2 separate regions of the Homo sapiens genome follow, and region 1 is linked to region 2. Evidence: chromatin loops called from intact Hi-C (ENCODE). Cell type or tissue: MCF 10A. All regions are shown on one strand. Each heading gives the region's core, and the rest is flanking DNA. Links, peaks and the distances in the headings are about the cores only. Region 1 has its middle 19 kb from the start of TUBGCP3. Region 2 overlaps ARHGEF7 (Rho guanine nucleotide exchange factor 7).

Evidence for each region. Hi-C counts contacts between places; a loop is a spot of excess contacts. Peaks named below come from ENCODE experiments on the same cell type or tissue, not always from the same donor. Only the 100,000 strongest peaks of a DNase experiment are listed, where the experiment ranks them.
Region 1: it touches region 2 in a loop (5-fold over the local background); 2 of 110 quality-filtered maps call a loop at or near these places.

The regions. Positions count from the first base shown.
Region 1 is chr13:112,605,205-112,608,122 of GRCh38, reverse strand. It overlaps a transcript of TUBGCP3 not described here. Among named protein-coding and RNA genes, the nearest start is that of TUBGCP3, 19 kb to the right of the region's middle. RefSeq lists silencers at 1,439-1,668, 1,699-1,748. In MCF 10A, for the core only: a CTCF peak has its summit at 1,557 (motif pointing right); a DNase peak (open chromatin) is centred at 1,622.
Region 2 is chr13:111,222,202-111,225,119 of GRCh38, reverse strand. All of the region lies in intron 5 of ARHGEF7 (Rho guanine nucleotide exchange factor 7), which reads right to left. Among named protein-coding and RNA genes, the nearest start is that of ARHGEF7-AS1, 75 kb to the right of the region's middle. In MCF 10A, for the core only: a CTCF peak has its summit at 1,551 (motif pointing right); a DNase peak (open chromatin) is centred at 1,559.

The sequences.
Region 1 (2,918 bases), core at 129-2,628, 1.4 Mb before region 2:
TTCTCGTTTTTGCTAAGTTTCCTATTTGTTCATTTATTTCAACTGAGTTCATAATTGTTTGTTGAAGCATTGTTGTGGCTGCTTTGAGCATCTTATAACTCCACCTTCTGATTTACTTTACTGTGGTGTCAGCTGATTGTCTTTTCTTATTCAAGTTGTGTTTCTCCTGCTTCTTGTTGTGACAAGCAATATTTGCTTGTATCCTGCACACTTTTAATATTATGCCAAGATTCTTGATCCTATTTAAGTTTCTGATTTTTAACAGACAGTAGCTTTGTTTAGGTTCAGTGTATAGGACCTGGCCTATTTTTGTGAACTGTAATTCCAGTAACAATTTGGTTTTCAGAGCCTTGCAAGGCTAATCTGGTCTAGTTCAGATTTCAGCAAGGTGTAATTTTTTAATGAACATCTATTCATTTTGTAATTAGAAAAATAAAAACTCACTGTACACATGCATCTTATATACAACATGTTAGTATGGATGACACCAGGGCCAAGTGAATACCAGAGTCAAGAACCAAGAGTCAAGGCCATAGGAGAAGAAACAAGTCATACAGTTCAGGGGTGACAGTGGCAGGCAGGACTATCTGACATTCCCAGGTAGCAACAGTTTGTGGGCATGAGGCCTCTGTGCACACTGGGTTATATAACACGTGCTTATTTCAAAGGCACCATCTAGCATCTGAGAGGTGTTTGCCTAGAGGCCAGCCTTGGATTCAAATTTAGGACTTGTGGCTCTGAAGCCACAATGTTACTGGTTGCAAAGTAAGATACAAGATAAAACAATCTTAATTAATTAATTTTACACTTTTAAAAAACAGCTACTAGAAATTTTACTTTAAACCCGTGAAACTCATTTGTGATGCACAGGGTTTCTTGTGCTGTGGAGATGAGACCATCTCTGTTTGCCGAATCAATAAATCTCTACAGCCGGAGCTTTATTAAGTACTACTATTGAAATAATTGGATAAATTTAGATTCTCTATTTTCCCATTAATCTTGGATTAGTTTTAATATATAAAATAATGCAATCCTGACATATGTATAATGCTAAATTAAGGTTCATTTAAAAACAGACTCAGTATGCTAAAGTGAATCTCTCTATTGATCTTATTCATGTAATCTTGAAAAAGTTCATATATTGAAATCTACAAATAAAAATTCCATACCCTCTTTTACTGCTGCCATTTTTACATGCCTGCCAGGTATTTTTTAAACCTCTCAAAATCCTGCAAGTGAAATCTACTTTGAGGATTGGAACACGGAAGTCCAAAGCAGTATCTCGCTCGGAGTCGTCTCTGGCACTGGGATTTCACCAGGACTTTCTGAAGGGCTTTGCAGGGCACCTTGCAGCCTCCAACGTTCTCTTGCTCGTGCAGGGTGGAACGAGCTCCTCCGCATTCTGAAAACCGCCTTTTTCAGTCAGGCAAAGATTGTGGACCACGATCAAATAGACTCATTTGTAGAACTGGGAGAACCCTCCTAATCATCTGACAGTTACTCTTAGATTTCGTCTCTGAAATCGGTTGCGATTCCCGCTGGACGGCAGGGGGCAGCACCAGGCCGCCTCAGGGCCGGACCCGCGCGGGCGGTGCCGCCGCTTCCCCTCAGGCGGCCGGTGTGGGTGGGGCAGCCCGTGGCCTGGGCGGAGTCGGGAAGGGCCTGGCGGGCAAGAGCCTCAGACTGAGGGAAGGAGAGGGCGCCTTTCCGCGCTTCTGTTTCCCTAGAGGAAGGAAAGAAGTTGAGAAAATTCAGAGCCAAATGTAGATTTTCTCGAGTGCCTCATTCCCCACAGCGATCTTGCTGGTAACCGGGAGTGTGTTTTTTCTGCATCAAATGCTCAAATGCGGTCTTCCAAAATGTTTCCGACTGCGGCAGGAATTTCAAACGAAATCCTCGGAGCTAGAAGAAGAGTTACAGAAAATCGCGAATTTCCAGGCAACACGCCAGGGATTTGGGGAAGAGAACAGTAAAACGTAACAGAAATAGCAGCTTCCTGACACGGTGGAAGTCATCTGGTGAAGATTTTTTATACATTTTATATCGACTTTTTAATCTCCTAATTTATGAGTAAAGTGTTAACCTAAGAAGTAAGAATGCATTTTGTAGCTCATCATTGTTTAAATAGAGGCTTTGAAATTCAGCCCGTCTCGGTGATTGTAGCCGCCATTACAAAGTGGCTGCGGGAGGGGTCTGGCCTCTGCTCAGCCACTCACTGCTGTGTGATCTTGGGCAGAGCACTTGATGTCTCTGAGCCCGTCTCCTGAAGCCCAAAGCCAGGCTGTAATATCTGTGTCGGCTGTTCCGTGAGGAAAGATGCCTCATCTCTAGCTCTTCCTCAAGGCTATGAATATAATCAAAGGCGGATGCTCAGGGCTGTGAATAAGAGTTCAGTGACGCAGCGTTTTATCCAGTGCATTCCTCTTCCCAGGCGTCTGTGACATCGTCTTACCGACCAGCTGCCCCACTCTGGGACATTTACATCGCTTTGCAGTGGCCGCACTGACGGTCGACAGCTGCGCCAGGACTTAAGGCTCCAGCCTGGTCCCCTCCTTGCTTCCCAGCACTGCCTGGTCAAATGGTGGAGGACAAAGTGGAGGCAGAAGACGGAGGCGCAGCTGACACGTGGACTAAGGGCTCTCCAGGCATTCCGACTTCTGAAGAGGTGGCTGACAGCCTGAGCTCCATGGAAAGGTTGGGATAAAGAGCCTGTGTGATTGTCTACTCCAAATTCATGACTTTACAGATGGGCTTCAGCCAATGGTTTGGGTCCCAAGCTGTTGTTATTATTATTATTATTATTATCATTATCATTTAAGACAGTCTCGCTCTGTCACCCAGGCTGGAGTGCAGTGGTGCGATCTTGGCTCACTGCAGCCTCCGCCTCCCGGGTTCAAGTGATTCTCCTGCCTCAGCCT
Region 2 (2,918 bases), core at 218-2,717:
CATTGCAGTGAGGACATGCTCGGTATACCAATCTAGGAAAATATTCACTTTCACACGCCAGAAACATTTCCAAACCATCTACTCCAAGACCCCTTTGTACATAATGCTATAATACGCTCCCTACGCCTGCCTCGGGGGGCCCATATCTTCTAATTTATGTTCTTCTCTCTTGTTTAAAAACAATTACATCTTGAAACAATAGTGCTGAGAGGTCCATCCTGTAATGCAGCCTCATGTGTCCCATCCAAACCCAATCCTCACCGGAGAGGAGGAAGGACTACAGCACAAGCTCACATCCAGTGGCACGAAGGAAGGCAAGGTTCTGGGGTACTTTTGTCCTTTTCCCCGCACAGATTATACTCACATCAAACACTGTTCCTCCACAGCTAAATTAATAACGACATCCAAAATTCAGCTGCGTGTTGCTTTATGTCAAAAATAAGTAAAAAATATTTAAAAGTGACCAACTTAAAAAGTGGCAATGTCGTTAAAGATCTGTGGATCAGCAAATGACAGTCCCATTTAAGCTCTCACATCACTGCCAAACACAGACAGTCATCATCTCAAGCTAACCAGCCCCCAAAACAGCATTTAAAAGAAATGTCTTTACAACAGATAATAAGCTGTCCAGAAATAGGAGAATGACTAAAGTCAGCACATTAGAAATAATCATCTAAAAAAGCCTGAGTCCACATGCACACACAGAAAACTGGTCTTGGAAGCACACAGAGCACGAGGTGTGTTCTCACAGCTGCTAACCGTGTGTGCCACATGCAGCTGAGTGCCTCCACTTCTATCCAATCACAGCAACCACCATCACCACTCACTTCCAGAATGGACCTTGCTGCTTCTCTCCTTAACTTCTCCCTTGAATTTAGGAAATTCTGAAGCAAGGGAGTAAGAGTGAGGGTGGGTGGGTGGGTGTGAAACACAAATACATATCAGCCTGTAAAAAATGCTGTAGACGCTGGCTGCGGTGGCTCATGCCTGTAATCCCAGCACTTTGGGAGGCTGAGGCGGGCAGATGACAAGGTCAGGTGTTCGAGGCCAGCCTGGCTGACATGGTGAAACCCTGTCTCTACTAAAAATACACAAATTAGCCGGGCGTGGTGGCGGGCACCTGTAATCCCAGCTACTTGGGAGGCTGGGGTAGGAGAATCGCTTGAACCCAGGAGGTGGAGGTTGCAGTGAGCTGAGATTATGCCACTGCACTCCAGCCTGGGCAACAGAGCAAGACTCTGTCTCAAAAAAAAAAAAAAAATGCTATAGAAATCCATGGGTTTTACCTAACCAAAAAAGGTGCACAGAAAATAAATGCTAAGTGACAATTATTTACCTTCCATAAGACTGTACTGTACATATTCAGGAATAATATACAATGCTTTTGACACAAGCATTAGAAAGATCGTTATTACAGAATCCTAGAACATTTTATCTGTCTTCAAAGAGGGACTATTCAAACAAGAAATCCTACACCACAGGTTAAAAGCACCAACACAACGGTGAACCTTGACAAGAACAATTCCATCTCCGACCACAAGAGGGCAAACCACCAATGGCTACACTTCCCCAGGGAAGCAGGAGAGGTGAATTGGACCATCTGGTCAATTTATCTGGAGATAAACAGCCTAAAAAAGTGCCATTTAGAGAAAAACTTCAGTTCTTGTTTACTCAGTAAAACTATTTGTACATCAAATTAAAATATAATTCAGAAGAGAAACCCTCAATTTAAAGGAAGTCAGTGTTTTCATGAATAAAGAAATGATCCTAACATGATGGTCAGAGAAGTCTCTAAGTTTGGAACCTGGCACAATTTTGTTTTCAGAAAAATCAAGCACTAATTAACTATAAATCAAAATACATTTAACACACTCTTCAAAAAAGGAAACCTAATTCCAAAATCAGAAAGCCACATAAACTACTGGAAAAAATGCAATATAGCCGCCCACCCTTATCCACGGGGGTACCCACAAGACTGCCCACTGGATGTCTGAAACTGCAGCTATATCTCTGTATATATACCAACCCTATATATACTATGTTTTCCCATCTATACATACCTATGTGTGTTTAATCTGGAAATTAGGTACAATAATGGATTAACAACAACTAATAATGAAATAGAACAATTATAACAATATACTATAACTAAAGTTATGTGAATGTGGTCTCTTCTCTCAAGATATCTTACTGTATTGTTCTCACCTGTTTCGAACCACAGTTGACTGCAGGTACTTGTAACCACATTACGCAAAGCCAGAGGTGAGAGGGAAGTCTGCTGTACTGAATGTAATTGTGATCCTAGAGTTTTATTCTTAACTGCTCTAGAGTAACACGGTAAAAAATGTGGTTTCACACTTGCCTCAAATGCCCACGGTTAAACTCAGACTGGGCTGGGCGTGGTGGCTCACGCCTGTAATCCCAGCACTTTGGGAGGCTGAGGCAGGTGGATCACTTGAGGTCAGAAGTTCAAGACCAGCCTGCCAACATGGTAAAACCCTATCTCTACTAAAAATACAAAAATTAGCCAGGCATGGTGGCACGTGCCTATAATCCCAGCTACTCGGGAGGCTGGGGCAGGAGAATCGCTTGAACCCAGGAAGCAAAGGTTGCAGTGAGCATCACTGCACTCCAGCCTGGGCAACAAGAGTGAAACTCCATCTCAAAATAAAATAGTAAAATAAAATTAAAAATAAATAAACTAAAATAAAACTAGCATGACTTTCCATACAATATGCTTAGGTAATTAGAGAACAACAGGGACAGAAGGTTATTCCTTTGGTTCAACCATCAGATAAAGTTTAGCAAATGCATCACTAATATGCTCAAAAATGACATTTCTTGAATTTTAAAAAATAAACAGGAAAAAAAGGGAAATTTTCCAAAGTTACTTAGGTCTCAGTTTGGCACAAACCCTA